5 separate regions of the Homo sapiens genome follow, and all the other regions are linked to region 5. The links are chromatin loops, found by intact Hi-C in ENCODE. Cell type or tissue: ascending aorta. All regions are shown on one strand. Each heading gives the region's core, and the rest is flanking DNA. Links, peaks and the distances in the headings are about the cores only. Region 1 holds the start of LINC00525 (long intergenic non-protein coding RNA 525). Region 2 has its middle 19 kb from the start of TNS3. Region 3 overlaps PKD1L1 (polycystin 1 like 1, transient receptor potential channel interacting). Region 4 has its middle 16 kb from the start of LINC02902. Region 5 has its middle 36 kb from the start of LINC02902.

Region 1 (6,524 bases), core at 617-5,616, 68 kb before region 5:
TTGTTGTATTCATTTGCTAGGGCTGCCAGAACAAAGTTCCACAAATTGGTTGCCTTAAACAACAAAAATGCATTGTCTCACAATTTCTGGAGGACAGAAGTCTAAGATCAAGGTGTTGGCAGTGTTGTTCCTTCTAAAGGCTGAAGGAGAATCTGTTGCAGGCCTCTCTCCTTGGCTTGAGGACAACCATCTTCTCTCTGTGTCTCTTCCCATCATCTTCCCTCCAGGCATGTCTGGGTCCAAATTTCCCCTTTTTATTATTTTTTATGTATTTATTAATTTTTTTTTTGAGATGGAGTTTCACTCTTGTTGCCCAGCCTGGAGTGCAATGGCGCAATCTCGGCTCACTGCAACCTCTGCCTCCCGGGTTCAAGCGATTCTGCTGCCTTAGCCTCCCAAGTAGCTGGGATTACAGGTGCCTGCCACCATGCCCAGCTATTTTTTTTTCTTGTATTTTTAGTAGAGATAGGGTTTCTCCATGTTGGCCAGACTGGTCTTGAACTCCTGACCTCAGGTGATCCACCCACCTCGGCCTCCCAAAGTGCTGGGATTACAGGCATGAGCCACCATGCCCAGCCAAATCTCCTCTTCTTTATAAGGACACCGGTCATATTGGATGAGTCATATTGGATTACATGCCCACTCTACTCTAGTATAACCTCATTTTAATTTGATCACATTTTCAAAAACCCTGTTTCCAAATGCAGTTGCATTCTGAGGTACTAGGGGTTAGGACTTGGACATAGACATTTTGGGGGACACAATTCAACCCTTATTTGCCAAATCACTTTTTAGAATGATTAAGGCAATTAATGATCTTCTTAAAGTGAAGAAACAACCCACAGAATGGGAGAAAATATTTGCAAACTACCCATCTGACAAGGAATTAATAACCAGAATATATAAGGAGCTCAAACAACTCAACAGGAAAACATCTAGTAATCCAATCAGAAATCAAAATCTAGTAATCCAAATAAAAAATCAGAAATGAATAGATATTTCTCAAAAGAAGACTTACAAATGGCAAACAGGCATATGAAAAGGTGGTCATCGTCACTGATCATCAGAGAAATGCAAATCAAAACTACAATGAGATATCTCACCCCAGTTAAAATGGCTTTTATCCAAAAGACAGGCAATAACAAATGCTGGTGAGGATGTGGAGAAAAGGGAACACTAGTATATTGTTAGTGGGAATGTAAATTAGTACAACCACTATGGAGAACAGTTGGGAGGTTCCTCAAAAAACTAAAAATAGAACTAGCATATGATCCAGCAATCCCAGTGCTGGGTCTATACCCAAAAGGAAGGAAATCAGTATATTGAAGAGATATCTGCACTCCCATGTTTGTTGCAGCACTGTTCACAATAGCTAAGACTTAGAAGCAAATTTACAGTCCATCAACAGATGAACAGATAAAGAAAATGTGGTACATATACACAATGGAGTACTATTCAGCCATAAAAAGAATGAGATCCTGTCATTTGCAACAACATGGATGGAACGAAACTGGAGGACATTATGTTAAGTGAAATAAGCCAGGCACAGAAAGACAAACATCACATGTTCTCACTTATTTGTGGGATCTAAAAATCGAAACCATTGAAATCATGGACATAGAGAATAGGAAGGATGATTACCAGAGGCTGAAAAGGATAGTAGAGGACTGGGGAGATAAGGTGGGAATGGTTCATGGGTACCAAAAAAAAAAATAGAAGAATGAATAATACCTACTATTTGATAGCACGACAGGGAGACTATAGTCAATAATAATTTAAGTGTACATTTTAAAATAATTAAAAGTATAATTGGATTGTTTATACCACAAAGAATAAATGCTTGAGGGTATGGATACCCCATTCTTCATGATGTGCCTATTTCACATTGCATGCCTGTATTAAAACATCCCACGTACCCCATAAATATATACCCCTACTGTGTACCCACAAAAATTAAAAATAAAAAATTTTTTAATCTTGTCAACAGTGTATTAGGACATTGTGTTGTTGCAATTTCCTTAGCATCAAGTTCCGTCTTTAAAAAAAAAAAAAAAAAGCTTACTGATAGGTTTTTAGAGCCTGGTAATTCATTCTTTTTTGTTTTTTGTTTTTGCTCCGTTGCCCAGCCTGGAGTGCAGTGGCACAATCTGGGCTCACTGCAACCTCCGCCCCCTGGGTTCAAGCAATTCTTCTGCCTCAGCCTCCCAAGTAGCTGGGATTTTAGGTGCCAGCCACCACACCCGGCTAATTTTTGTATTTTTAGTAGAGATGAGGTTTTGCCATGTTGGCCAGGCTGGTCTCAAACTCCTGACCTCAGGGGATCCACCCGCTTCAGCCTCCCAAAGTGCTGGGATTACAGGCATGAGCCACTGTGCCCGGTCGGTAATTCATTCTTAAGTAAACTGGCCATATATGAATTGGCCATTTGAGTTCTTTCACAAAATATAAGACTATTTCCCCCCTTACAGTAGCTATTGTTGAATAAGATGCCAAGAAGGACAGCCAGCAATAGAGAATCAGTGCACAGATGCACTGGCAGGATTACCGGGTACATCTCCACCTCACTAACACCTTCTAGAGGTCACCATGAGCGTGGTGGGAAGCAATTTAGAATCAGAAGCACAGGGGTTCAAATCCCAGCTCTGGGACTTTCTAAATGTGCTCTTTTTCCAACTTTTTGAAGCCTGTATTATCTTATACGAAAAATCTTATCCTCTTCACCCAACTTTTCAAGGATTAAAAAATCCTCACATGGCATATTGCTGCACCACACTCTGTGGTGCATTATGGATGTCCAGTAAGGTGCATGGACCCTAAAGCTGCTCTGAGGACCAGATTCTCCCCATGGAGTAAACAGGCCACAGGTTGTTAAGGGAACCAGATGCTCGTGAACAACAGACCATTCATATGGATTAGCGAGTTTCTGCAAGGAAGAAGAGGGCTTGATCATCTCATTATTTGTTTCATGTGTCAGAATTGAATCACAGTGGAGCATTCATTGACCTAAAATTAAATTACTTGTCATATTTTTTATTCAACCATTTCCTCCTTTCCTTGGTAAATATAATTTTTTCTCATTCTAATGAAGCTCCTTGGAAACATCAAATCACTGCTTTATTTTAATCAGAGTAATTAACCAGTGATGGATGAGGCACAGGTAGCACGTGGATTTGGTGGGGGAATCTTCAGTAAGCAAAGGGTGGTGCCAGGGTGGCTTTACATTGGTCCCTGGAAGAGTGGTGAAGTTGTGCCCACACCCCGAAATGTGTAAGATCAGCTGTGACCCCTGGTGGAGCAAGAAAGCAAGGCTGTGAAAAATATAAATTGTCTTATCATTTTCTTAGAAACAAAAGACAACTCTAACTCAATAATTACCTTCTGTGTATCTATTCTCTTAGAAGTCAAGGAAAACCCTATCTATAGAATTTATCTCATCATCAGTTTATCCTCATAAAATAGATTCTTTCAAATCAGCCCCACTTCCAATTTTGAAATGGATCTTACCCCTATTCAGATAAAGTCTGAGTTCATTGTGCACCTTCACCTTTCTGTATGTAGGTCTTGGTCACACCAATGGACGCGCCAGGCCCAGGCTGTGGGTGCTTCCTGGGCTCTCTGTCTGTCACTTCTCCTGAGCCCTAGAGGAACACTGCACCCAGCTGCAGCTTTTCATATACCCCTGCACCCCCAGGGCACGGCCCAGAGGGAAACTTGACTCTTTGGCTGCTTCAGTGTATCTGGCCTAAGACCAGAGCTCCTGCTTTGGCGATCAGTCATCTACACACCAAGGTCCCTGAGATCTTGCCATTTTTCTAGAGTACTCCCCAGAGAGCAGGACTCAGAGGCCCAACCTCAGGAGACACTTCTGTCTATGCCTGTCTCTCTCTGTTCTGTCTCTCTTTCTATTTCTGTGTCTGTCTTCCTCTGTCTGTCTCTGTCCCTCCTGTCTTTGTCTCTCTGTCTCTCTATCTCTGTCTCTGTCTCTCTGTCTCTGTCTCTCACACACTCCTCACATCTGTCACTTCCTTCCATAACCCATGGGGTACAGAGGAATATATTTTTCTTTTTCCCTCACAATCCTCCCCACAGGTAGTAAAGATTGTGTGTGTGTGTTTCTGTTTTTCTCATGCCTTCTTAATTACTTGACTGATTTGCTTTGGGAAATCAAAGCCAGCTGGGCTCAGGAGTTTTGTTGTTGATTGTTTACTGTTTTGCTTTGCCACTGTCATGTCCTTTCTCGGGTGCAGTAGAGATCTAGCTATTGCTGGAATGAAGAAAAGGGAAAGGGGAGAGGGAGAAGGGGAAAAATAGCAGGGAGCAAAAAGAATTTGACCAATTTCTGAGAAAAGTGTAAAAATACTGTCTTCCCACACCATGAAATGCCTGCATTCCAAAAGCAGCTTTGTGGGTGAGAGTGATGGTGATTCGGTCCCGTGGCCGGCAGGGCAGCCAGCGAAGGGCTGGGCCATCCTGCAGGAACAAGATGTTCTGATGCAGTGTGGGCGAGCGTGCCTGACTGTGGGGAGGAGCCGCCGCGCCTGCAAACAGGAGTGCCATGAGACACTTAGTGGAAAAAGCATTTCTGATGACAGTCTCCATTCCTGGGCACTTTCAGATGTTTTATAAAATTTTCCAATGTTTATTTCAACTGCCAAGTATATGATGTTTTCTTCATTTTACAGCAGAGGAAACTAAGGTATCAAAAGACTAAGTAACTTCCCCCAAAGTGTGCCCCTAACTCTTGAGTTTCCTATGACAGTGACTGGCCCAAGCATCCATCCAACATCTCAAGCCAGAGGCCCAGTTCATCCTGGACTTCCCGTCCTTGGCCACTTTCTCCCCTGACATCCAATCAGTGAAGCAACCCCTGTTGCCGGCCACCCACCATTTGCTTCACCTGCTTCAACCACCTTGTTTTCTGCCTGGGTTTTTACAGTGGCATATCCAGGTGGTTTCCTGCCCAGTCAACTCTCCAACCAGGCTCTAAAAATATTGTGGCCAGGTGCGGTGGCTCACACCAGTAATCTCAGCACTTTGGGAGGCCGAGGAGAGTGGATCATTTGAGGTCAGGAGTTCGAGACCAGCCTGGCCAACATGGCAAAGCCAGTCTCTACTAAAAATACAAAAAAATTAGCCGGGCATGGTGACTCAGGCCTGTAATCTCAGCTACCTGGGGGACTGAGGCAGGAAAATTGCTTGAATGCGGAGCCAAGATTTCACCATTGCACTCCAGCCTGGGTGACACAGCGAGACTCTGTCTCAAAAAAAAAATACATTTTATATATATATATATTTGGGCTTCTCTTTTGTCTAATGGGGACACCCACTGTAGGTTTTACTTTCAAAGAAGTCCCATTCACCTCCATTCTCAGGAAGAATCGTGATGATTTTCTCTCTAGACAGTTTGTTATAGCATTAGGCACACGTCTGAAATTCCCATTTTCTTACCATCAGACTGAAGCATGTTTTTCAGAAATCTAAAATAATTTAAAGTTTATGAAGCCAGGAGGTTTTGATCTAGATATATGCCCTTAGCAACCAAAAATATTTTTTCTTTTAAAAGTAATCTATTTTATTTTACCTGAAACTTGGAAGACACACACAGTCTGATCCATTTAATTCTTTAATGAGAATTAAAATGTCAGTCCATCAGTCTGTTTCAACTTTCCACATGGTCATTCCAAAACTATGGCAAGTATCTTTTTGTTATGTATTTTCTGAGCCACAATCTGGGACAGAGACTGAAGCTGGCGGGCAGGGCATGGTGTGGGCGAATTACAGCGTGGAGCTCCAGGGTCACATCTGGGGTCCTCCACTGGCTCTGAACGGTGCTGTCTGAACTCTTGAGACACCCTGAACCCCAGAGGCAGCAAGCTCCCAGGAGGAACAAAGGTTAAAGTATATAACAGGAGGCAGGACATTTGCCTTCGTTTTTGGAAATATTTTTTAAAATAAGAAATAAGGGCCAGGCGCGGTGGCTCATGCCTGTAATCCCAGCACTTTGGGAGGCTGAGGCGGGCGGATCATGAGGTCAGGAGATCGCGACCATCCTAGCTAACACGGTGAATCCCCGGCTCTACTAAAAATACAAAAAATTAGCCAGGCATGGTGGCGGGCACTTGTAGTCCCAGCTACTGGGGAGGCTGAGGCAAGAGCATGGTGTGAACCCGGGAGGCAGAGCTTGCAGTGAGCTGAGATCGCGCCACTGCACTCCAGCCTGGGAAACAGCAAGACTCCGTCTCAAAAAATAATAATAATAATAAATAAATAAATAAATAAATAAATAAATAAAATAAGAACTAAGGAGCTCTCATTGAGCAGAAAGTGTTGGCTGTTTCCTGACTCTTCTGATGTCACTTCTGCTCCATCCTCACCTGCTCTGCCCTTTGCCCTCGTAAGCTACGGCTCCCCCATCTCCACCTCATTCATCAGGCACTTCGGGCGTCCTGAGCAGGGCATCATGCTGGTTGTTTGGCATCATTTTCTCCTTCTTCAGCTCCACTAGGTAGATACTGTTCACTCTT
Region 2 (6,524 bases), core at 913-5,912, 91 kb after region 5:
TGAGTGTTACAGCTCTTAAAGATGTGTCCGAAGTTTGTTCCTTCAGATGTTCAGATGTGTCCGGAGTTTCTTCCTTCTGGTGGGTTCGTGGTCTCACTGACCTCAGAAGTGAAGCCACGGACCTTCGCAGTGAGTGTTACAACTCTTAACGGTGGCGTGTCCAGAGTTGTTTGTTCCTCTTGGTGGGTTCGTGGTCTCACTGACTTCAGGAATGAAGCCACAGACCCTCATGGTGAGTGTTACAGCTCATAAAGGTAGTGTGGACCCAAAGAATGAACAGCAGCAAGATTTATTGTGAAGAGCAAAAGAACAAAGCTTCTACAGCCTGGAAGGGGACCTGAGCAGGTTGCTGCTGCTGGCTCTGGTGGCCAGCTTTTATTCCCTTATTTGGCCCCACCCACGTCCTGCTGATTGGTCCATTTTACGGAGCACTGATGGGTCCATTTTACAGAGCACTGGTTAGTCCATTTTACAGAGCTGTGATTGGTGCGTGTACAATCCTTTAGCTAGACACAGAGCGCTGATTGGTGCATTTTTACAGAGTGCCGATTGGTGTGTTTACAATCCTTTAGCTAGACACTGAGGGCTGATTGGTGTGTTTACAATACTTTAGCTGGACAGAAAAGTTGTCCAAGTCCCCACTCAACCCAGGAAATCCAGCTGGCTTCACCTCTCACTGGCTCACTGCAACCTCTGCCTCCTGGGTTCAAGTGATTCTCCTGCCTCAGCCTCCCGCAGGTGCACACCACCACGCCTGGCTAATTTTTGTATTTTTAGTAGAGATGGGGTTTCACCATGTTGGCCAGGATGGTCTCAATCTCCTGACCTTGTGATCTGCCTGCCTCGGCCTCCCAAAATGCTGGGATTACAGGTGTGAGCCACCATGCCCACTGCCCAAGGTTCCTTCTAAGCATGTTTTTATCTATGTAAGCATGTCTTTTCTGCATAACTTTAGATTGTTTGAGCAAAATCTTCTAAGAAAATTTTTTGAAGCCATCATTTTATTTTATTTATTTTTTCCTGAGACAGATTATCGCTCTGTCGCCCAAGCTGGAGTGCAGTGGCACGATCTCTGCTCACTGCAACCTCCCCCTCCAGGGTTCAAGAGATTCTCCTGTCTCAGCCTCCTGAGTAGCTGGGACTACAGGTGTGCACTACCATGCCCGGCTAATCTTTGTATTTTTTTTTTTTTTTTTTTTTAGTAGAGAAGGGGTTTCACCATGTTGGCCAGGCTAGTCTCGAATTCCTAACCTCAGGTGATCCGCCCACCTTGGCCTCCCAAATTGTTGTGATTACAGGCGTGAGCCACTGCTCCCGGCCTGAAGCCATCATTTTCACCTTGCCAATCCCATGCAGGTTGAGTTCAAACCTGCCCTCTTAGAGTTCCTGTTTTGCTGCCTGGGAAATGGGAACAATTATAATTCCTGTCTCAATAGGCTATGTCTTTGACTGTTTGTGCTGCTATAACAAGAAACCAGAGACTGAATAATTTATAAAGAGCAGAAATGTATTTTATCAACAGTTCTAGAGGCTGAAAAGTCCAAGATTAAGGTCGCAGCAGGTTCAGTGCCTGGGGACAGCCTGGTCTGCTCTTCCAAAATGGTGTCTTATTGCTGCATACGACCAAGGGGAGGAACATGGTGTCCTTACAAGGTGGGAGGAACCAAAGGGGCCAACCAGGGAACTTACTCCCTCCACCAGGGCTTTTCCTAAGGGCATCTAATCCCATCAGGTTGTCAGAGCCTTCATGACTCAATCACCTCCTAATTAGGCCACACCTCTTAACACTGTTGCATTGGGGATTACGTTTCAACATGAGTTTTAGAGGGGACACAACTATTCAAAACCACAGCAGGCTATTCCTTTAAAACACAGAAACTGCTCCCTGACCATAGTGTCCTCAGGAAATGTTTTCTGATTGTTATATTTCTCATAATTATAAACAATGCTGCCCTGAACATCTTTGCACCTAAACCTTGGATTGTCTCTCTGATAACCTTCTTGGAATTGAATCCTGGCTGTAGTTTTACCAGTGTCCCATAGAGAATTTAAAGTAGAAGCTGACCTCCAGCCTGACTCCTCCCAGGCAGCTTCTTTTGCAGCTTACAGAGTCCATGCCCCACTCTGACACCTCTTCTGGCCAGGGTGTAAGAATGCAGGACCTCTGCACAGGAGCAGGTGGGGGGTGTCAACTTCTAACAAGGTGAACTTTGCTTTGTCAAATGTGTGCTGAGCAGGATCTGCCATCAGTTGGGCCTGAGTTTGTCGTCAGAGGGTCTCTCCATAGTGGGAAGCTTCACGGTGTTTTTCACCAGCTGCTTCTGAATCACACAGGTGGCTCTGAATCACACAGTGTGACATGACTGATTTCGGCAGAGGTCTCAAAATGCAGCTCAGATGTCACCATCTCCATGAGGACATCCCTAAACCCCTCTCAGTGTCAGTCATTTCCTCCTCCAGGCCACCCTGCACCTCTGTTTTACCTTCCATATCACAATATGCTTCTTTCCTTATGTGGCCGTCTCCTCCCCTGGTTGATGTCTTCCCCAATGCATTGGTGTGAATCACCTTCCCCCATGAATTGGTGTGAATCACCTTCCCCCCGTGCATTGTGTTAATGTACACACTGAACAGATTTCTTAGGCAAAGCTGTGAACCCCACCATCCCAGGGACAGGCAGCATCCACATTCTATTCAATGTGAATCACTCTTCCTGGGGTTGGGCAACATAGGGTAGCACTGATTTTAGTGCTCATTAAACCATTTGTTAAACTAATGTGAAATTGCAGAGAAACCTTCTGCCCTTCACCTTGAGGGTGGAAATTAAAGTCAAGACCCACTTAAGAGGAAAGGCCCTGGTGAATTACAACCACTTCCCCTTTTTAATTTCAGTCAACACTTTTACACTGGGACCAAGGGGGCACAAAAGTAATATCCCTTTGCTGAAGGTCTGCAGGAGTTATCATTGCATCCCTCTGAAGGGGACATTCGGAAGTGTGGTTTTGAGATGTCAAAATTTAATCATTGCTAAGAGTTAATGTGGCCTCAGCAGTAAATACACAGGCCCTGCTCCAAGCTGAACCCAGGGTGAATGGTCAGAAAACAAGTCAGGAGAAAAGACACTGGTGGAGGAGGAAGGAGCTTGCTCTGACCCGGAGAAAGAACTCAGTGCCCGTCTTGGCTCAGCACCCTGTCCTGCAGCCCCAGTTTTCTCAGCTGTGAATCACGCCAATAGAACCGTAGATTAGTGGTTTTCAGACTTTTTTAAAGAGACAGTATCTCATTATGTTGCTGTAATGCAGTTGAAACGGGAAAAGTTCCCTTGTCCTCTTCACAGGGCATGTGATGGGGATGTGGCTCACTTCTTTGGTGCCCCCCTGCTCACACCTCTAGGGGAGCATACAGACAGGCAGGTTGTGGGGCTCTGATGCCATGGCAGTGTCTAGGGGTGAATGTTTACAACTTCTGAAGCCCCAGTGGGCGTGTGTTACAGGGTGATCTTTTAGTTTGCCATCCATAGGCAGCTTGTGTTAGTCAGCTCAATTAGACCGTCTACCTTGTCTCAAGGACAGAGGGCTTTCTGTATCCCTGGGTTTCTTGCCTTGGTGTACTAGAAGAATCAGATCACACATGGGCTTGCAGAATGAGTGCAAGGTTTTATTGAGTGGAAGTAGCTCTCAGCAGACAGGGGAGCCAGAGGGAAATTGTTTTCCCCTGGAGTTGGGCAGCTCGGCAGCCCAGGCTCTCCTCAGACTGCCCCAGCCAAACTCCATGTCATTACACCAGTTGATGGCCTGCGGGCATGCCGGTGCCTGTCAATGTGCTCTTCTGCCTGCGTGCTCTCGACGATCAGCCGCTTGTGTCTTCTTCCACCTATGTGTTCCTCACAATGTCCAGTCGCTTGTGTGTCTCTGCCTTGTTAAGGTCTCAGTTTTTATAGGCCCAGGATGGGGCCAGGTGGTGGTGGGCCAGGGTGGTCTTGGAAATTGCAACATTTGGACGTGAAAGCAGAAGTGCCTGTCCTCACCTAGGTCCTTGGGGGTGAAGCCCTAGCCAGGAACCCGCCTTCTTCTACCCAGCTCTTCCCCTCTCTGCTTCTGTATCATTTAAAGGGACCACGCTCTTCCCTTCCCAGCACTCCCTTATCATATCCCCCCTTTAAAGAGGTACATCTAACTGCCACTAGAATATGGACGATGACCGGTCTTAGCTGTTTCCTGTTGACAGGGGCGTTGTTTTGGGGAAAACGGCAGTCAGACTCCTCCCAGAGGTCTATCTAAGGGTTCCTAGCAAAGGGGAGCCATCGTTTGAGGCTCCGGTTGCCTGACGGTTTGGAGTTTGAGGGTTTCTAGGCATGAGAGAAAAAAACAAGTTTTATAAGGTTAAGAATGCATGAGTTAAACATGTGTATTATAACAAGGAAAGAATTGAGTGCCAAAGATTACAGAGACAAGAAGTAAAATATACTAACAACAACATTGTACCCCAAGCTGTTTCATCCTGGTGAAAGAAATTAAACCTTGTATGGGAGCGGATAAACTTTAGAAGAGAGATAGCTGTTCTTGCCATATCCTTAGCAATTCACAGATGCACCCTGGGAATACCTGTATCTTGTCTCTCTTTCCTAGGCTTCCCTTTCTCTATTATAAAAGACTGAGGTAGCCACTTTCAAGAGGTCCTCTAATATACTGTCTGGTCCTAGGACCGGTTTTTGCAACTTCCTACTGATGTCAGGGGCAGCCTGAGTGATAAATTTATCCTTTAGGATTAGCCGTCCCTTGACTGAATCAGGAGATAGAGAGGTGTGCTTTACCAAGGCCTCTCTTAGCCTTTCCAGGAAGGCAGTGGGATTTTCATCAAATCCCTGGTCAATCATGGACAACTTAGTATAATTGAGAGTCCTATGTAAGCCCTCCATTATGCACACCTGAAAGTGTTTCCTCTTCTCATCTTCCATCTTGTCACTGGGATCCCATGTAGGGTCATTCACTGGTACTGCTTCTCTTCAGGTTGGATAATGTTCACCCCCTTCCCTGATGCTATATGTGACACAAAGCTCATCCCCAAATCTCTCTGCTGCTTGAAGAGCGACCTGTTTCTCAGTGTCCATCAGGGTCTGATTCAAAAGTAACATAACATCTCTCCAGGAGAGTTCAAATATTTGGGTGAAATTCTGGAAAGCCTCTATTTATCTATCAGGGTCATCTGAAAACTTGCAAAGATCTTCCTTAATTTACTTTAAGTCCCGTAGGGAGAAGGGGACCTGGACCTTACTGGGCCCAAATTCACTGGGCATTTGTTGGAGGGGCAAAAGTGAGACTGGGGCTTGTTTAGGGGGAGGATTTTTAGGAGTGGGCAAGTGAGACGCTGAAGCTGTAGAAGGAGGCAGGGGTGAACTTGGAGGAACAGGGTTTGAGGGAGCTGGCTCCTCTGCTGGGGGTGCCTCTGGCACTCGTGTCTTTACTTCCCTGGGCTTGCCCCTTGCAGCCTTCCTTGAGATGGCAAACAGGAAGGCTAGATCAATCCTACACTGTCGGCAAAGGTCCTTGCAAGGTACAGAAAGCCTACACATATGGAGCCTCAGACTACCTGCCCTCACATCTACAGAAAAGTTCCAATTGCCAGATTGTATTGAAATGAATGGTTCCTCCCTGAGGCCAAGCCAGTCTTTCCTGTGAATCATAATTTGGCCAAACCTTTGTGCAGAGGGATATGAGGCACTTTTCCTCCAGACTCTGAGAGTCCAAGCAGTTCCAGTGGTTCAGGATACACTCCAGAGGAGTATAAGCTGGGGGTGGTGAAGAGAACGGGTTGCCCATTCTGAAAGACAGGGAATAGAGGCATCCCTCATTCCCTTCCTTCTCTCAGCAAAAACTCAGGGTGTGATGAATAGAGAAAGCGAGCATCCTCCCTTCACTCTCCACCCTTTATCCCTGAGCCCCGGCAAACTTGGCAGGTGCCAGCCATGGGTACTGATGTGGTACGTATCCATGAAGCAGGGAAAACCTGGAGAATAGGAATTAACCGCCCTCACCTATGCTTCCCTTTCTCCCTGCTGTCGGTAAACTGAGTTCCCTGGGCCTGTTTATGCCATGAAGCATGGCCTTCTTCCATGACGTGTGGGGGTTTAGTCAGCAGGAATTGGTCCTGCCCGTTTACATCGTTCCTGTTGCCTCGCTTTGGATCCCTCAGACGTGGATTTCTTTCTAGGGCCTCTGCCTGAAGCTTGGAATCCAGTTTGGGACTGAAAAGATATTTTAGAGGCTATTTGTATGTGTTTAGAGTGTCTCAAATGTGCCCTGCCAAATTTGCAGTTCTCAGACAGCAGGGGTTGTTCCTCTGTTAACTTTCCTATCAGAAAGAGTGGGGGTTGTGGGGGGACTCTCACTTAGAAAAAGAAAAAAGAGAAAAACAATTTAAGGGGGAAAAGGGGAAGATTCTGGGGAAGAACACTTTGCTTAGTGCAACTGGGCCTTTCTAATCCTTATATTTTTTCCCTGGTTCAGACCATCTCTAATTCGTTG
Region 3 (6,524 bases), core at 909-5,908, 81 kb before region 5:
ATTTGTATTCTGCTGTTGTTGAGCAAAGTGTTCTGTAAATGTCACCTTGGTCAAGTTAGCTGATGGTGGTGTTCAGGTCTGATCAGCACTTGCTGCCTTTCTGCCTATTTGTTCTGTCAATCACTGAGAGAGGGGTGTTGTTTCAGTATGTTTTTCATTTTTTCTTTTTAGCCAGCAGACATCAAGGACTTCTGAGGAGCCTGGTACCTTGCATAGGCACTATGGACCCTGTTTTGCTTAACCCACCCAACAGCCAATTTTAGCAGACATCCTAGTTTTGCAGGTGAGAAGAGCTGAGGTACGAAGAAGTTTTGTTAATTTTTCCAGTTCACGTAACAAGTAAATGGGAAACCAGGATGAAAATCAAGGTTTATCTGTCATCAGACTGTTACTCATAATCACCATTCGGAGAGTTCAGATGTGGGACAAGATTCTAACTCCAGCCTTCTCCCAAATGGTTAATTTGCCAGTTGCCCTAGAGTTACATATTGTCTTATTTGTTTGTTTTACTGAATCTGTCTGAGTATTAAAAGCCTTGTATCTTGTGAAATTTCTTTCAGGTCTCATAAAAGCGATGAAAGAGACCAGGATAACATTCTAATATTTAAATAAGATTTTTGAAGTAAAATCCTTATTTTGTAAATTTAACAATTGAATCTTGCTAGATTAATAACGCATCTTTCCTGATTTACTAATTCAATATAAAATGGTTATTCAAACTGAACTTCGAAGTTATCTGGGCGGCTGTTTTGGAATCCATTTAAAAACCTACGTGCTCAGATCAGAATTTGCTAAGGAGATTATTAAGTTTGGAGTGCATGCTATATTTTTGGATTCTAAATAGTTTCAATATGCCTGGTTTGGCATGCATATCAGTGACAGTGGGTAGAAGTGGATGGATGGGATGGAGGTGCCTCCAGTGTCATGGAAACACACCGTGCTGTGGCCTCCCCGAAGGCCTGGGGCTGCACACTGGGAAAGGACAGGGGTAGGGGGTCTGGCAAGCAGACCTGGGAAAGATTTTTAGTGTAATCATTCGTTATGTAGAAACTGAGCAAGGGGCATGGCCATCTTAATCCACAATTAACTCATGGGCAAAATGGGAGTATAATGGAACCTGCCTCAAAGAGTTTGTGTAAAGCATGTAGCACAGTGCCTGATGACATATGGCATCTCTGTGTCATTGATTTGACCGAAGCTAATACGAATTCTCTGTGTGCGTTTATGTATTTGAGAATGTACAGGTCTCCTCAGGGAGTAGATTGTATGATTGGCAGGCTTTGCCTCATTTCCACATTGATGGACAGTGAGAGCGCATCCAGACTGGAGACCTCTGCATGAGCCAGGGCTGCCAGGTGGTTGGGTGGTTTGGAGAAGACTCTTCCCTTCCCCAGTGAAGTAATAAGGCATCACAACATACATCTTCATCCAGTTGTATCTTGTTTCATTCCATCAGCTATGCTTTGACAGACTCTTTTCATGGATTTTTTCATTCCAAATACTTTCATGGAGCACTCACCATGTTCAAGAGCTTTGAAAAATACAAAGAAAGCAAGACCCATGCCCCTTTTACAGGCAGCTGTTTTAGGAGGGGAAGCAGTAAGTCCAGCAGTGAGTTCTGTATAGGGAGGTAGAACGAATCCCAACAGAGGTGACACTGGCGGGCTGCTGCCTTTCCCATAGCACACAGAACGCAGGTTAGCAGGGTTAAGCATGCCCGAGGAGCTTCAAGAGTGGCTCTTCTCACATGCTCTGGGTGGTCTGGATGAGGAGGTGATGTATCATGGAGATCAGACAGTCTTAAAATGAGGCTGCGTTACAGAATGAGCCACTGTGAAAACCTTTGGGATAACTTTCACTTCTGCATACCTTAGGCCCACAATGGTGATGGTAATGAACATGGTGACAGCATCACATATAGGAGGTTACCTGAGCAAGGCACCCTGCTAGACTGCAGTATCAAGTTACCACAAACTTAGTGTTTAAAACACTAATGTGTCATCTTACAGTTCTGGAGGCCAGAAGTCTGAAGGAGTCTCACTGAACAAAAATCAAGCTGCCATGAGGGCAATGTTCCTTCTGAAAGCTCTAGGGCAGAGTCCATTTCTTTGCATTTTCTGGCCTCCAGAGGCCACCTGCAATTCTTGGCTCATGGCCCCTTCCTCCATCTTCAAGGCCAGCAGTGGTAGGTTGAGTCCTTCTCACATCCCATCACTCTGACACCAACTCTTGCCTCCTGCCTCCACTAATAAGGACCCTTGTGTTTACATTGGGCCTGCTGGATAATCTAGGATAATCTCTCATCTTAAGGTGGCTGACGAACAGCCTTAATTCCATCTGCAGCCTTATCCCCTTTGTTATGTAGGAAACGTAAGTACCAAGGGTCAGGCTGTGGAGGTCTGGGAGGAGCGATTGACCTGCCTCCCACAGAAGCCTCCCTCTTTTACAAGAGCTCTTCGGGGCACAGCTTTTACTAACCCCACTTCACAGGAAACAGAGGCTAGAGAGGGCAAGTGGCTGCTGTGGAAAGGGAAATGCCGTTATGTGCCAGTGCATCTTCTAAGGGCTACTGCTTCAGCTCATTCACTCTTCACCACTCTGTTATTATCATCCATTTCACAGATGAGTAAACTGAGGTCCAAGGGTGGTTAAGCACCTTGCCCAAGGTCACACAGGGAGTAAGTCACTGGCTAACTCTCCAACGCACAGTCCATGTGTGTCCTTACTGAGGCAAGTGGACCTGGGAGAAGGTTCTGTAGGGGAACATTATTAGGGAACCAACCCAAGGGGGAAGGCGTGAAAGGAACTGTCACACCAAATCTGGAGAAATGAGGATGTTATTGTATCAATTGCTGCATTTGCCCCCATTGGTCACGTTGATTTCTAGCAATGTTTGGGAATGACTGGTCACCCTGGCCATTTTAGAACTTCGGAATGTCACACATTTTTAGCAAGTAAAGTTGCATAGAGGTGGTAGAGGGGCTGAATGCATGTTTTTATACAGTTTGGGGCTCACATTGGGCTCAGAGAAACTAAGCTAATATGCAACTTCACAAAATAAACACAATTAACATTTTCCCATAGGCGTGAGAGGAGTTCATGAGATTGTTTGTATTAAAGTGATTTGTTAACTGTGAAATTCTGCACCGACAACCACTTTGTTTTTTCACCACACATCCAGGTCCTAGCAGCTCCTTGCTATAAGAGCCTGCTTAGAGGGGAGTGGCCTGGCCTCGAACCAGTGACAGCTAAATTCCTTCTGAAATCTATCCATTCCGTGCCTGCTCTGAACGTGCTTCTCCCATGGGCATTTCTCCACTTCTTTGATAAACTATTATTTCCTCAAAACAGTCTTTCATTCCATCCCATTGTGTAAAATATGTAATTAAATTCTATTCTTGCTGACCTTAGCTGTGTGACCCACCAGGGCACAGCCAGCTGATGCCACTGGGCTCCCTTCATCCAGTTTTAACCTGCGCCCTGAGAGTTTTCATCCTTTAGACCTGGGATCCTGTTTCCACACCACAGGGAGAAGAATGAGAAAAGCAGGGACATTTTCTAGGAATCTGGTTGTATAGTCACATATGAGACAAGTGGAAAAATTGCTTAAGGCTTTATTTTTGTTTTTATAAAAATACTTTCATTGTGAATAGGAGTGAGTTCTGTTTTTCTATTTCCCTTTCTACCTGGCCTCTCTCCATTGAAAACCTAAATCAAGACAGTGTATAAAGAAGGATGTCCAGACTACACAGTAGTTAATAAAAAGTCATGGAAAGAAAAACAAATGACCCCAGGAGGAAAATTAATCACTGAAGTTAAGCTGCTGATGGCCAAGATGAAGAAAAGACTGCGGCAGACACAGCCCTTGCTGTTAGAGAGCTCTCTAGTGGAAAACACACACTGGCTGCCATCACACCATTGGGCATGCACCCCTAGGCGCCGCCCAGGCTGCTTGGAACACTGCAGTGAATGAACAAATGTGGATTTCGGAGCTCACAGTCCAGCATTAATTTTGAAAAGGAGTTTCTCACATGACACCTTGTAGAAAGAACTCTGAACAAAATTTCAGGAAACTGATGTTATCTGGAAGTCATTCTCTTACCACAATGTGACCAATTAGATATACAAAAGGTAAAAAGATAATTTGAAAACAGTCATGTCACTGAAAATTTAAAATAACTCTGAAAAAACTCATGAATTACAGAGAAAAATCACAATGCAAACTAAAGTATATGATGCATCTCAATCAGTATTTAGAAGGAAAATTATATTTTAAATATGTTTATTTAAAACCAGGAAAGTTTAAAAATAAATAACTTAAAATGCAACTCAAGAACTTAGAGGAAGATAAATCAAACAAACATAAAGAACATAGAAATATGGCCAGCATGGCGCTCAGGCTTGTAATCCCAGCACTTTGGGAGGCTGAGGTGGGTGGATCACCTGAGGTCAGGGGTTCGAGACCAGCCTGGCCAACATGGTGAAACCCTGTCTCTACTAAAAATACAAAAATTAACTGGTGTAGTGGTGCATGCCTGTAGTCCCAGCTACTCAGGAGGCTGAGGCAGGAGAATCACTTGAACCTGGGCAGTGAAGGCTGCAATGAGCCGAGATCACGCCACTGCACTCTAGCCTGGGCAACAGAGCGAGACTCGATCTCAAACAACAAAACGCCATAGAAATATAAAACTTAAACATATAAGCACAAAAATGAAAAACAATGAAACAGTAGAGAAACTCAACAAAGTCAAAAGATGATTTTTTGAAAGAATGCTAAAGCAGATAGATTTCTAGCAGAGTTGATTTAGAAATAATGAGAAAAATAACAAAAAAAGCATAAAACAGCAAATTCAGACATCATAAAGATTAAAAAATTAGTAAGATAATCCTATGAACAACTTTATTTCAATACATTTGAAAACCTAAATGACATTTTCTAGAAAATATAAACAATTTGAGAAGGAAAATAGGAAATGTAAACCATAGACATTAAATATATAGAATTAGAAATCTAATGGTACTCAAAATTCCTAGAGCATTTTTACAAGCAAATTTTACCAGACATTCAAAAAACAGATCTCTTTATCTCGTACAAATTCTCCCAGAGAATTAAAAAAAGAGGTAAACTTTAGCAACTTGTTCTATGAAACTAGTATAATCTGGTTTTTTTAAAAACTTAAGAACATCATACAAAAATGAAAATGATAGACCCCTCTTACTAATAAACATAATCTCAAATATCTTAAAATACAAATCAAATTCAGCAGTGTATAAAACTAACATGTGATGACAAGTGGGGTTTTATCCTGAAGATGGAAATATGGCTTAACGTCAGAAAATATGTTAATGTAATCCACCACATTAAAGATTAAAGGAAGAAAAGTACTTGGCCGGGCGCAATGGGTTACGCCTGTAGTTCCAGCACTTTGGGAGGCTGAGGCGGGTGGATCACCTGAGGTCTGGAGTTTGAGACCAGTTTGGCCAACATGGTGAAACTCCATCTCTACTAAAAATACAAATATTAGCTGGGCTTGGTGGCCCACAACTGTAGTCTCAGCTACTTGGGAGGCTGAGGCAGGAGGATTGCTTGAACCCAGGAGGTGGAGGTTGCAGTGAGCCAAGATTGCACCACTGCACTCCAGCCTGGGAGACAGAGCGAGACTCCATCTCAATAAATAAATAAATAAGTACTTCATAAAATTCAACATTATTTCATAATAAAACCTGTGCAAGGAAACCAAGGTGGCTATCCTCCAAAATCATTAGCAGACATCATACTGAATGGTACAATCTTGGAAGCATTCCTAGGAAAACAGAGGACAGGACATGGATGTCTGCTATTTCCGCATGTATCCTGTAGGTTGAAAACCAATGTAATAAAAAAAAATGCAATCAACCAGTAAGATAAAGCCAATGGAATAAGGTGCAGAAAGGATAAGAAGAGAAGACGAAGAAACCAAACAAACAGTCCTCAGTTGCAGACGACATACTTGCCTACCTTCCTCCCCAAATCAAGACAGTCAACTAAGAAAGCATCTTAGAAGATCGACATAAAAAATGAGTACTATTCCTATACACCAACAATTAGAAAATGCAAAAGGAAAAGATCTTATTCACTGTGGGGGAACAACAACAAAAAGAAAATTATGAGTGTACCTAGTAAATCTAGGAAAACATGTACATATCTTTCATTTAAAAAAAAAACCCAATGTTTACTGAAAAACTTTAAACCTGAATAGAAAGACGTCCCATATTTATGGATGGTGTTCATGTCAAATGAATGTATAAATTCAATGCATTTCCAATCAAAATTCCAATGCAGGTCTATGTGAAACTTGGTACATTGATCATAAAATTCAAATGGGAAAAGAAAGGGCCAAGAATAGCTAAGATAATTTTTATAATGATAGCAAAATGGAAAGACTTAGATCTCAACTCAGTGCAACTATTACCAAAAAAGATTTTATCCTTCCCAATGGAAAATTTTGCTTTTTCATTCATTCATTCATTCATTCATCCATTTA
Region 4 (6,524 bases), core at 574-5,573, 52 kb after region 5:
ACTCCAGCCTGGGTGACAGAGCTAGTCTCCATCTAAACAAACAAACAATAATAACTAGTTGGGCATGGTGGCACATTCCTGTAATCCCAGCTACTCGGGAGGCTGAGGCAGCAGAATCGCTCGAACCTGGGAGGTGGAGGTTGCAGTGAGCCGAGATCACGCCACTGCACTCCAGCCTGGGCAACAGAGCAAGACTCCACCTCAGAAAAAAAGACTTATATCCAGCGTGACTCATGATCAACCTTTTCCTTTAGGAGTACAGACATGGGGAGCTGTTGATACTTCTCCAGAAGGGGCGTGACTGACAGAGGGTTCAACCCAGGTCCAGTGGGTATGAAATGAAATGATTCTGTTTGCTGTCGTGTTATATATGTCTAAGACTTAACTCTCAGTCTGTGTAGATGAATTTCTAAAGAAGCTGAATGCAAATGAACTGTTTTCACACTGAATCATATAGTAAATGGCTGAGGTGTTTGGGGTCCACGGCAGCTCTCCTGGTAGCCTCTTTTATGATAGCTGTGATGTCCACTGTGAGGGTCTGGCCTCTCCACAGTCATGAATTTTACTCCTGTACCCCTTGAGCTGACAAGGGACGTGACACATAATACAGGCTCAGTAAACAGTTGGCTGATCAACAAAATGATCGTTCCCTGAGCCTGCTCGCCTGGCTTCATGTGCCAGGGAGTTTTCAAACATAAATTGTTGGAAGGCCCTGTTACTTTCTGTCCTAAAGAATCCAACAGGCTGGGCACGGTGGCTCACACCTGTAATCCTAACACTTTGGGAGGCAGAGGCGGGCGGACTGCCTGAGCTCAGGCGTTCGAGACCAGCCTAGGCAACACGGTGAAACCCCATCTCTACTAAAAATACAAAAGAAATTAGCCAGCCGTGGTGGTGGGCGCCCGTAATCCCAGCTACTCGGGAGGCTGAGGCAGGAGAATCACTTGAACCCAGGAGGTGGAGGTTGCAGTGAGCTGAGATAGCCCCACTGCACTCCAGCTTGGGCAACAGAGTGAGACTCCATTCCAATAAAAAAAAAAAAAAAGAATCCAAGAGGAAAATCTCTTTCCCTTAGAGCAGCCCAAGGTTCTGATGGCTTCATACAGAAGCTGCTGAGAGACAGCAGGGGGTGGGGTCTCCTGATTTTCCCCACCCACTCCCACTACTTTTTTCCGATGAGATGCTGCCAACATAAAGAGGATTAGTTCTATTCACATGGCCCTGATGTATTGTCCTGCATTCCAGACAATGCTCAGGTTACAGCTGGAGGCAGGGGCTTGATCCTGGGCCAAACCGAGCCAGTAAGCCCACTGGTCTGGAAGCCTGAACTGTGGAAGAGGAACGCCAAAACCAGGCCATAAGCCAGGGACAGCAGGGCTTGAAATGAACAGGGAATGCACACACACACACGCACACACACACACTCTCTCTCTCTCTCTCTCTCTCTCTCTCTCTCTCTCACACACACACACACGTCAGGGGAAAGGGGGATTTAGCAGGTTTATTAGGCTCTTCCTCTATGCCAGCTCCACTGTGTGTTTTGCAAATGTCATTTCATTTTTCTAGCAGTCCTTCTAGATATGTTATTCACGCCTATTTTGCCGTTGAAAAAGTAGAGGCTCAGGCTCCAGGTCCCAAAATGGTAAATGACAGCTCTGGGGCTTGATCCAGCTCTCACCTAGCTCTCTTGCTTTATCAACAGCTCTGAGGTCCTGTGCTTCATAAAGTGTATGTTTTGCAAAAACACTGAGGTTCTCCCAGTTGTGCAGAGGTAAGCTGCCCGTTTTCATGGAGTAGATCCTTTACTTGAAGTTCACTGGGTTGTTGTTGGTTCCAGCTCATTAGAGAACTAATGTTTATGCAGCTTATATAGAACAATCGTCTCTACTCAGAAACTTGCCCCAGTGGGGGCAAGCTGCCACACATGGGCATACGGCTCGGAAGGCTGGGTTTCCCTCTGCCTGAGTGTTCAGGCCCTCTACAGCCCCACCTCAGCTGGCGCTGTGGGCTGTGGTTCCGCTGACCTCCCAACCTGTCCTTCGGGTCCAGTTGAACAGAAATATTACTTGTTACCCAAGCAATTTTCAGCCTCACCATGACTCTAGCTTCTTTCATCTGCACGAAGTGCTGAGGCAGAAGGACACAGAGAGGCAGAGAGAAAAGGAGACCCTTCATTCAGTATCTATAGCTCTTTCAAGTCATTCCGAGTTAGCCTCCCACACAGGGGTTAGCAGCACTCATGCCCGCGGTGAGAGGGTGCCTCTCCCTCTCCAAAAACACTACTACTTGCCAGAACTGACTCAGAAACAGTGAATCTGGATCTGTACATGGAAAAAGTCCAAATTACTATTTAAAAAATTAAACCACCACCATCTACTTACTGGATAGCTTTGAACTCCTAGATCTTTATGGTAGACCTTCATCCACCATTCCATACTCCCTGACCTCCACCATCACGCACTCTAACCTCTGCCATCACCTCCCTCACTCACTCCCTGACCTCCATTATCATTCACTCTCAGACCTCCACCATCACTCACTCCCTGACCTCCACCATCACACACTCCCTGACCCCCACCAACACACACTCCCTGACCTCCACCATCACACACTCCCTGACCTCCACCATCACACACTCTAACCTCTACCATCACACACTCCCTGACCTCCACCATCACTCACTCCCTGACCTCTACCATCACACACTCCCTGACCTCCACCATCACACACTCCCTGACCTCCACCATCATACACTCCCCGACCTCTGCCTTCACTCTCTCCCTGACCTCCACCAACACACTCATTATACGCCCCTTGAATTTCTATTATCACACACTCCCTGCCCTCCTCTATTGTACACTCAACTGAGCCACAGTTTCTTGACCAGCTGTCATATTGCATCCCTGGTGAGGAACCAGGATTCTAATATAAACCCCACTTTGGCCTCCTTTTGAAGAAGAGAAACTGCCAGAGACAGAAAAGAACAGGGGATTTTTAAAATGGGAAGTCTGAATTGCCAAGAAAATATGAGAAGATGCTCAGCCACCCTTTAATTCAGGAAAATGTGCATGGAAATCACAGTGTGATACCCTTTACATCCACGAGCTTGGCAAACATTAAAAGTGGGCAGTACTAAAAGCTGACCCCTCATGGAGAAATGGGCACCCTCACACAGCGGTGAGATGCACAGCAGATCCCAGAGCCCGGTCCCCCGGCATCACGTTGGAACATGAAGGGAGTGGGCAGGTCTCCAGTTCCTCCACTCCTTTGTGTACTCAGACTCCAACACTGGAGTCCTGGGAGCCAGTCCAGGGAGACTGTGGAAGAATGTTGACTGCAGCACTGCCTATAAGAACATCTGAACAACTGTTCATGGAGCTCCATCCGCAGGGAGATGCACTTGTAAAGAACAAACTCAGTGTAATGCAATGTCTTATAATAGGGAGATAGGCCGCATTGTACGGAGCAAAGAGGCCCAATTGATAACTGAGTTACAAAGCGCGGATGCAGCTCTGGTGAGAAGAACAGGACAGGAAGAGTGCCCCAGAAAAGGGAGCCGCGTGTGTCAACATACAGAGGCATGAAAGAGCTTGTGTCAGGGAAGTTCTGTGTGCCTGAGTTACCTGGAAACGAAGGGGGCATTTAGGGGATGAGATGAGACAGAGAGGCATGGCGGGAGAGGGGTGACAGCTTGGATCCCAGCTGAGGAGGTCAGGCCTTACCCTGCAGCCTTTTCCAGGTTTCAAGGCCAAACTCTCAGACTGCTGTTAAAGGGAAATCATTCTGGGGGTGTTATGGACACAGCAGGGTGAGGTAGCAGGGGTGGGTGAGGGGCCATAGATGGAGCTGCTGGGGCCTGCGGTGGGCAGAGGACTCCAGAGCAGAGATCAGGGACTCCTAGGGTGCTTGGGAGCACAGAGGACTGTGCCTCGGACCTCTTCCTAGGGTAAGCAAATGCCAACAATACCTGGTGTCACTGAAAAAATAGGACAATAGAAAGAAACAAGGGGAAGGGTGCCACATTTGGAGACTCTGAAAAGGCAAAACAACCAATGGAAGCTTTGTTAGATGCTGCTTCAGGGCCAAAAACCAACTGTAATAGACATTTTGGGGGCCATTGGGGACATCTGCATATGGCAGGATAGTAGATAATCCTAGGGAAGTATGGTTGATCGTTTGCGTAGGATGATGTTATTTTGGCTATGTGAAAGAATGTCTTGTCCTGGTGCAGTGGTTCACACCTGGAATCCCAGCAGTTTGGGAGGCTGAGGCAAGAGGATGCCTTGAGCCCAGGAGTTCGAGACCAGCCTGGGCAACATAGTAAGACCTTGTCTTTACAAAAAATGAACAAAAATTAGCTAGGCGTGGTGGCGCACACGTGTAGTTCCAGCTACTCAGGAGACTGAGGTGAGAGGATTGCTTGAGCCCCAGAGGTAGAGGCTGCAGTGAACCGAGCAACAGAGGGCAACAGAGAAAAACCCTGTCTTAAAAAAAAAAAAAAAGAAAGTCTTTACTTTCAGGAGAGGTGTGTTGAAATACTTAGGTCTGTAGCATCATAACTCAGTAGTTTAGTTTCAAGCAGTTCAGAAGAAAAAAGAAAATAGCAAAAAAGAAAAAACGGTAAAATGTTACTGATTACAGAATCTAGGTAGGACATATAATGGTGCATGCTGTGCTATTATTAAATATTTTTTGTTTGTTTGTTTTGTTTTGTTTTTTGAGACGGAGTCTTGCTCTGTCACCCAGGCTGGAGTGCAGTGGCACAATCTCCGCTCACTCCAACCTCCGCCTCCTGGGTTCAAGCAATTCTCCTGCCTCAGCCTCCCACGCAGCTGGGACTACAGGCACCATGCCTGGGCCACCATGCCCAGCTAATTTTTGTATTTTTAGTAGGGACGGGGTTTCACGATATTGGCCAGGCTGGTCTCAAACTCCTGACCTCGTGATCCACCCGCCTCGGCCCCCCAAAGTGCTGGGATTACAGGCATGAGCCACTGCGCCTGGCCTTATTATACATTTTCTATGTGTTGAGAGGTTCTCATCATTTAGAAGATAGAGGGGAGATGATTGAATATAGTATACCATGCATGTTAAGATATAAAATTAAATAAATGTTGGCCGTTTGCTTTCCTGCACCAGGTTTAGGTTTCTGAAATGTGTTTGTTACTATGAGGTTTCCTTTGTGAATAACTGTAAAAGTTCTGTGGCGCACAGTTGGGAATAGAAGAAAATGCAGCGGCTGGAGGAGGGGGGGTGGTGTTGTGGCCCATGGGGAGCAGGCGCGGCCCAGGGAGGCTGGGAGGCCACCACCCACAGCACTCGTAACCATAGACATTTAAATGGCATCTCCATCTCTAAACTTGGCTCCTTCTATTTTTGAAACTTTCGAACATAAAAGAGTTCATTTTTAAACAGGCTCTTCTGAGTCGGCTGAGCCTGCCCAGGCCCCAAATCCTGCACAAATGCAGCCAGCGCCTGGAGGCAGTCAGACAGTCGCAGAGTGTCTCATTTTGCTGTAAGTGACAGCCATAGCTAATGCCAGGGCGGGAAGGAAGACGCCTTCCATACCACTGGGCTGCCAGGACCTGGAAAATGTTTCTGCTTGACATCGCCATGAAAAAATAAAGCAAACGTCCTGCCCTAGAAAGAATCAGGCAGGGATGGGAGCAGAGGGCTGCTCTTTAGCCTCAAAATTATCTGGCGTTGTTTTTCTTGGATGACTGACTTTGTTAAAAGCCCCATTTCCCTTCAGATGCAGCCCGAGGATGACAGTCAAGGGTGACTCCAGCCAACAAACTCACGGGCTCCCTGTCTGTCCCCAGCCCGGGAGCCAAGACACAGAAAAGCGTTCCTGCCTTAGAGCCAAGCACCTGGCCTGGAGGTGTTTGTAAGGGGATCCCCTCCCCCGACCCCCCAGCAATGGGGAAAGTCCCCGAGACCTTGACCACTCTGCGCAGTTAATCCAGAGGCTTCCAGGACGGGGCACTGGCTGACTTCACTTTCACCTGTGGGTGCTGGACCCAGTGCACCCCCAGAGGCCAGGCAGCTTTCACTTTGGGGAATGTGGACTCTGTGGGTCCAGAAGGGCCTGTGTGGAAAAAGAAGCCAACAGTCCCTGGTTTTGTGTAAAGTCTCCTGATGTTTAAAGGCTGGCAACGAACTCAACTGAAAACAAATGCAAAAATACCACAGGCCAAACCACGGGTACAGGCTGGATGCACCCATGGGCCACCCAGTTGCTCTCTGTTTGGCTGTGACCAACTCGGCCCAGGTCCCATTTCTGGCACTCATTCCTGTTTCTTCACTTAAACAAAATGGCATGAATGCTGCCTTCTCAGGGGGCATGCTGTGAGGATGCTGTAACTTTGGAGAGTGTCTGGCCCTTTCTGGGGTGCCCCTGCTTCCTCCCTTCCTCTTTTCCCCTCCGTCTTCCCTTTCCTCCCTTCTCCCCTTCTCCCCTCTTCTCCCTACTCCCTTCTCTCCTTCCCTCACTTCTTCCTCTCCTCCTGTCTCCTTTCTCCCTC
Region 5 (6,524 bases), core at 836-5,835:
ACAGAAAACAGATGCCTCCAATTGCAGAGACTAAATATTTCCTGAAGTGGAACATACACAGGAATTTATTGCATGGCTCCTTATGGTAGACAATAAATTCCATCATGACTTTTATGAAATATTATTAAACTTCTTAGCACAAAACTCCATATGTGCAGAGGATGTGCCAGTGAATTCAACTCAGTGGTTGTCCTTAGAGAGACTCGCTATCTGACGTCTGACATGTGGGATAAATCTTAGAGAGCCCATGGAGGGAGAGGCAACATTCTCACTAACCGGGGGCGCTCAGATTCAGCACCAGAGTCCAGCTCAGACTCAGACAGGAAAGGTTGAAGTCTGTGGAAAGGGCTTTCTTTATTCATCACATTAAGAAGTTTGGACCTTTCCTAGATGAGTTAGAGAGCCATTGAACCGTTTTATTTATTTATTTATTTATTTATTTATTTATTTATTTATTTATTGAGACAGAGTCTCACTCTGTTGCACAGGCTGGAGTGCAGTGGCACGATCTCAGCTCACTGCAACCTCCGTCTCCCGGGTTCAAGTGATTCTTCTGCCTTAACCTCCCAAGTAGGTAATTTTTGTATTTTTAGTAGAAACGGGGTTTTGCCATGTTGGCTAGGCTGGTCTCGAACTCCTGACCTCAGGTGATCTGGGTGATCTGCCCGCCTCAGCCTCCTAAAGTGCTGGAATTACAGGTGTGAGCCATCACCCCCAACCCATCGAAACATTTTAATTAAAGAAAAGATAAGATCAGAAATGTTAGGCCAGGCGCGATGGCTCACGCCTGTAATCCCAGCACTTTGGGAGGCCAAGGTGGTCAGATCACCTGAGGCCAGGAGTTCGAGACCAGCCTGGCCAACATGGCTAAATCTCATCTCTACTAAAAATACACCATGCCAGGCATGGTGGCAGGCGCCTGTAATCCCAGCTCCTTGGGAGGCTGAGGCAGGAAAATTGCTTGAACCCGGGAGGTGGAGGTTGCGGTGAGCTGAGATTTTGCCACTGTACTCCGGCCTGGGTGACAGAGCGAGACTCTATGTCAGAAAATAAATAAATAAATAAATAAATAAAGTAGTGTTGTAGAAGGATCTCTGGTTGTATTGCAGCTATTAACTGGGGAGAGAAGGAGAACTCTAGAGGGAGAAAAACCAGTTAAGCAGCTAGTTTTAAAGATGAAATAAGCGATAGTGGGAATAGTCTGAACTAAAGCCCAGGGCTGATAAAGAAAACTGGAAGGATTTGAATGGAATTCAAGAAATTAAGTCAACAGAAGAGAAAGTAGTGACTAATTGAATGAGTCGACAATGGAGTCCAAATAGACAAAGATAACTAAGTATTCTAGTCTAGGTGACTGGGTGAAGTGTGCATCCTACAATTGACACAGAGTGAATGCATGGATATGGAGTTACCCAGCAAGGGTTACTTCATCCAGTGAAGTAATGGCGAAACATGGAGATGCTCAGCATAGGAGCCTAAGGTTACGGAAAGAGACTGGGCTGGAAATAAACTGCAGTGCATTCATCGTTCGTAGGGGATGGTTGCCACCTTGAGAGCTGAGGCCATCCTGGGCCTGTGTGAAGAATGAGAATAGCTGGGAGGCAGGAGGGGGAATCAGCCCAGGACTAAGGGTGCTGGAGTAAAAGCCCAGAGAGGAGCTACCAGACAAGCAGGCAACGTCCCAGGTGAGGCTGAGGTCCCCAACATCACGAAGACTACAGTGTCAGGAAGAGGTAAAGACATTCCCAACGCCTTAAATGAGGACTGAAAAGTTGGTAGTGTGTCCTTCTAAGGACAGATACCCAGTGGGTTTCCAGATCTAGACAGTGGAAGAGATTTGGTACTGTGCCTCAGAGAATCGGGCTTTTGGGCCTTCCACTGGACTGTCTCTTCCCCATTCACATCTTCCAGAACTTTATCACCTTACACATAGCTCTCCCCAACTTCTATCTTTCCCTCCTGCCAAGATTTAATCTTTCCACTTTCTTTTTTCTTTTTTTTTTTTTTGAGACGGAGTCTTGCTCTGTCACCCAGGCTGGAGTGCAGTGGCACAATCTCGGCTCACTGCAAGCTCCACCTCCCGGGTTCACGCCATTCTCCTGCCTCAGCCTCCCGAGTAGCTGGGACTACAGGCGCCTGCCACCACGCCCGGCTAATTTTTTGTATTTTTTAGTAGAGACAGGGTTTCACCGTGTTAACCAGGATGGTCTCGATCTCCTGACCCCATGATCCACCCACCTCAGCCTCCCAAAGTGCTGGGATTACAGGCGTGAGCCAATGCACCCGGCCAGTCTTTCCACTTTCCAAATAATAATTCTACAGTCAGGGAAAGAACAGTTAAGATGAGAAACAGAAAGTTATTTTAATTCATTAGTTCTTTGAAATGGCTCATTAAAAATATTCCAGTGACTTTATGTTTAAATGATTTCATTAAAAAAGAAACTATGAGATGTTAAAGTCTTCAAAATTTGAAAGAAAGGGGAAAATCATATTTTTAGACTCAAGGACAAAATGTTCCTTGTCTACTTCTACTTAGCTTTCTGTAATGAAAGATGTTAAAAATATCCAAAGACAAATAACTGCAAAAGAGCACTCCTTCCAGTAACCTTCACCCTGATGCTTTTTTTAATAAGGACCAGCATTGTGGATTTTCTAAAAGTCATAAATTACTTTGATATTTTTTAGTAATACAGTAACCATATGTTTAATATGAGCAAACCATGACTAAAAATTATGTGTTGCTCTTGGAAAAGTTAAATTTTCTACTTGTGTCTAATATAAGCCAGCGCATCTTTTTAAATATAAGATCAAAAAAGGTCATATTTAATGGTCAAAAACTACACATCAAAGATACAGGTTAAAAAAATCATATCCTTTGTCTTAAAAATATTCCACACTTGGTGGGGCGCCGTGGCTGACGCCTGTAATTCCAGCACTTTGGGAGGCTGAGGCGGGCGGATCATGAGGTCAGGAGATCGATACCATCCTGGCTAACACAGTGAAACCCCATCTCTACTGAAAATACAAAAAATTAGCTGGGCATGGTGGCAGGTGCCTGTAGTCCCAGCTACTCGGGAGGCTGAGGCAGGAAAATGGCAGGAACCCGGGAAGCGGAGCTTGCAGTGAGCCGAGATCGCACCACTTCTGCACTCCAGCCTGGGTGACAGAATGAGACTCTGTCAAAAAAAAAAAAAAGTCCACACTTAACAGCTCTGTATAATCTACATTTGATTCAAAGAAAGCCAGTGAATCATCAAGCATTTTCTGGTGGTGCATAGAAAGCAAAGGCCTGCTGTGTCCATCTGGCCTGCAGGCCCAAGTCTGCTTCGGAAACCTCACAAAAGGGGGCTGCAGTCCTGGCCATCCTGAATTCCAGGGTGTCGTGATCCTGGAACATTCACACATTTTAAAAGTCACTCTCTCCAGATGGGTCACTGTAAGAAACGATGGATGACTCATGAGTTATTTGGTAGCACACATTTTAAAAATATTTTTCAAGGCAAAGTAACAGAGAGAGAAGTTAACAGTTTTCTTAAATGAAAATAAGATTTTAAATAGATTACACAATCCTCTAGATTAGAGTAGTTTGAAGCACATGAATGGCAAGGTGAATGCCCTTAGCTAACATTAAATCAGGCAACTCTGATAAGCAGCCCTTTCAGCAGTGTTCTACAGTTATTATTTAAGACAAGGAAATAAACATTTGTTAAAATGTTTATGATGTACCAGAAATCTGTCTGATTGCTTATTTAATTCTTATGACAACTCTATGAGGCAGGAATTATTATTATTTATTTTTATTTTTATTTTTATTTTTTTAAGATGGAGTTTCACTCTCTCTCCCAGGCTGGAGCGCAGTAGCATGATCTCGGCTCACTGCAACCTCTGCCACCTGGGTTCAAGCGATTCTCCTGCCTCAGCCTCCCAAGTAGCTGGGTTTACAGGCGTGCACCACCGTGCCTGGCTAATTTTTTGTTTTTTTAGTAGAGATGGGGTTTCACCACGTCGGTCAGGCTGGTTTCGAACTCCCAACCTCAGGTGATCCACCCACTTCGGCCTCCCAAAATGCTGGGATTATGGGCATGTGCCACCACGCCCGGCCCAAGGATTATTATCTTTATTTTACAAATGAAAAACAAGATGCAGAGTCAAAGTAGGCTGTCTATACTCACTAAAATACTTTAGCTACCTAAAATAACTCATCATAGAGCTAACATGTATAACTGACAAATAACTAATATATAATTGATAATAAATAGAACTGTATGAAACTATATGTATAGTATATACTGTTAAGCTACTAATGTATAGCTATACAATATATATTTAATGAGATATAAGTAATTATATAACTAATTACACTCATAATAAATAGAGCTGCAAGACACTTTTTTTTTTCTTTGAGACAGTCTCGATCTGTCGTCCAGGCTAGAGTGCAGTGATGGATCTCGGCTCACTGCAACCTCCACCTCCCTAGTTCAAGCGATTCTCCTGCCTCAGCCTCCCAAGTAGCTGGGATTACAGGCGTGTGCCACCACAGTGGCTAATTTTATTTTATTTTGTAGTTTTAGTAGAGATGGGGTTGTGCCATGTTGGCCAGGCTGGTCTCAAATTCCTGACCTCAAATGATCTGCCCACATTGGCCTCCCAAAGTGCTGGGATTCCAGGCGTGAGCCATCATTCCCTGCCCCTCCACAAACAATACTAAATGTCTACTATGTGTCAGCTATTTCTGCATGCACCATCATGAGAAACTCTCAGAAACCTTCCAGATATCTGACAATGCTGGGGAGGATGGGGAGTATCTGGAACATAAATGGTGCAGCCATTTGAAAAGCAGTTCAGCATTATCTTCTTTGGATACCTGTTGACACAATGCTTCTCATCCAAGGCCTGCACATGAGAAGTCCGGGCACACAGGCCACGGGAACCAACGAAGCACTGTGTGTAGAAGTCCAACGCTGGAAAGAACCCAAATGTTCCCTCAGCAGTAAATGATAAACAGAAAGTAGCTTATTCCTGGAAAGGCACACTCTACACTCATGAGGATGAATGAACTACATTCAATCAACAACATTGATAAATTCATCTTCCAAACAAAACTGAGCAAAACACCCCAGAAACAAAGGTATATAAATGGGAGAGTTCTATTCATACACAGTTCAAAAATAAGCTAAACTAAACTTTTTAGGGACACATATGTAGATGGTAAACCACAAAGAAACGCAACAGGATGTGTCCTCAAAATTAGGATGGCAGTTACTGCTACAGTCAAGGTGGGGGACTCAGAAGAAACTATTTCACGGGGTCTTTGGTGTCACTGACAGCTTCATGGGATTTACATGATAATTATTTGTTAACCTGCACATCTTATGTTGATGCATTCTAAGTACTGTATTTCACAATAAAAAGGTTGACAAAACACTAATCCCGCCCCATTCAAACATATACAGATATTTGACATATATATAAAAATATATACGTAATATGTATGTAAATACACATACATCGTGTTTGTATTCAGTAATTATTTGTGGATACAGATAGTATATATGACTTTTGCTTTCTATTCTTTGATTTCAGTAGTTTCCAAATTTTCCACAATGAACAATTGATGTTACAGTGACTAAAAAGTCTTTTCTACAAATGAAGAAAAATAAGCCTACCTTGGACTTGTGGGACTGGCCATGGCTCTCAGGCTGGTCGTTGAGGCGGCAGGCCAGGCTTCCGGGGAGGGATTTATGACTGTGCCTGGACTAATGAAACCACTGCGCCTCGCTCCCAGCCCAGGACAAGCCTTTGTGTCCTGGGTCAGCTGAGGAATGTTCCCTCTGTTTTGACAACCATGAGAGCCAGGCAGGCAGAGGGGGCACCCTGGGGGCACAGGAACAGAGCCCCTTTGTGCGCCCCTTGCCCAGCACTGTGAGGCCCTTTTCATCTCCCCGCTTTTCTGACTGTTTGGAATCCTCTTAGGACGATGGCTTGATCCAGCCACAGCCTTGTGGCATCCCATAGACCTCTTGCTTCCCTTTCGCAGGCTCCATGGCCTCAAGATCAGGCACATGGGAGCCCCTTCCCAGCTCTAAGACCCTATAGTTCCTTTATTGCTCCGAGGGAAGCCTAAGGTTAGGCCTCCCAGACAATGAGGACAGAAGACAGGACACTAGGACCACAGCTTTTCTCCACCATGAACACGTGTTTTTAAAAGCAATGCCAGGCTGGGCACGGTGGCTCCCACCTGTAATCTCAGCACTTTGGGAGGCTGAGGCGGGTGGATCACCTGAGGTCAGGAGTTCGACAGCAGCCTGGCCAACATGTGAAACACTGTCTCTACTAAAAATACAAAAATTAGCCGGGTGTGGTGACATGTGCCCTGTAATCCCAGCTACTTGGGAGGCTGAGGCACGAGAATCACTTAAACCTTGGAGGCAGAGGTTGCAGTGAGCCAAGATTGTGCCACTGTATTCCAGCCTGGGCAACAGAGTGAAACTCCATCTCAATAAATAAATAAATAATTAAATAAT

What was found. A loop is a pair of places that touch in the nucleus more often than their neighbours do. Peaks named below come from ENCODE experiments on the same cell type or tissue, not always from the same donor. Only the 100,000 strongest peaks of a DNase experiment are listed, where the experiment ranks them.
Region 1: a loop joins it to region 5, with 3 times the contacts of the local background. A loop is called at or near these places in 7 of 110 quality-filtered maps.
Region 2: it touches region 5 in a loop (2.6-fold over the local background); 2 of 110 quality-filtered maps call a loop at or near these places.
Region 3: a loop joins it to region 5, with 9 times the contacts of the local background. A loop is called at or near these places in 4 of 110 quality-filtered maps.
Region 4: a loop joins it to region 5, with 2.6 times the contacts of the local background. A loop is called at or near these places in 5 of 110 quality-filtered maps.

Annotation. Positions count from the first base shown.
Region 1 is chr7:47,756,008-47,762,531 of GRCh38, reverse strand. LINC00525 (long intergenic non-protein coding RNA 525) reads right to left here and starts at 1,056. Exons shown (of 3, transcript NR_038407.1): 1 at 1,019-1,056. In ascending aorta, for the core only: a CTCF peak has its summit at 3,288 (motif pointing left); DNase peaks (open chromatin) are centred at 3,751 and 4,491; H3K27ac peaks cover 2,071 bases.
Region 2 is chr7:47,597,662-47,604,185 of GRCh38, reverse strand. No RefSeq gene overlaps it. Among named protein-coding and RNA genes, the nearest start is that of TNS3, 19 kb to the right of the region's middle. RefSeq lists an enhancer at 3,036-3,125. In ascending aorta, for the core only: no CTCF peak of the experiment used is centred there; a DNase peak (open chromatin) is centred at 3,199.
Region 3 is chr7:47,768,814-47,775,337 of GRCh38, reverse strand. It overlaps PKD1L1 (polycystin 1 like 1, transient receptor potential channel interacting), which reads left to right. Exons shown (of 57, transcript NM_138295.5): 57 at 172-724. The coding sequence ends at 195. Among named protein-coding and RNA genes, the nearest start is that of LINC00525, 11 kb to the right of the region's middle. RefSeq lists a silencer at 3,673-3,967. In ascending aorta, for the core only: a CTCF peak has its summit at 3,900; DNase peaks (open chromatin) are centred at 3,447 and 3,907; H3K27ac peaks cover 2,953 bases.
Region 4 is chr7:47,635,869-47,642,392 of GRCh38, reverse strand. No RefSeq gene overlaps it. Among named protein-coding and RNA genes, the nearest start is that of LINC02902, 16 kb to the left of the region's middle. In ascending aorta, for the core only: no CTCF peak of the experiment used is centred there; a DNase peak (open chromatin) is centred at 3,262; H3K4me3 peaks cover 178 bases; H3K27ac peaks cover 1,578 bases.
Region 5 is chr7:47,688,187-47,694,710 of GRCh38, reverse strand. No RefSeq gene overlaps it. Among named protein-coding and RNA genes, the nearest start is that of LINC02902, 36 kb to the right of the region's middle. In ascending aorta, for the core only: no CTCF peak of the experiment used is centred there; a DNase peak (open chromatin) is centred at 3,340; H3K27ac peaks cover 3,355 bases.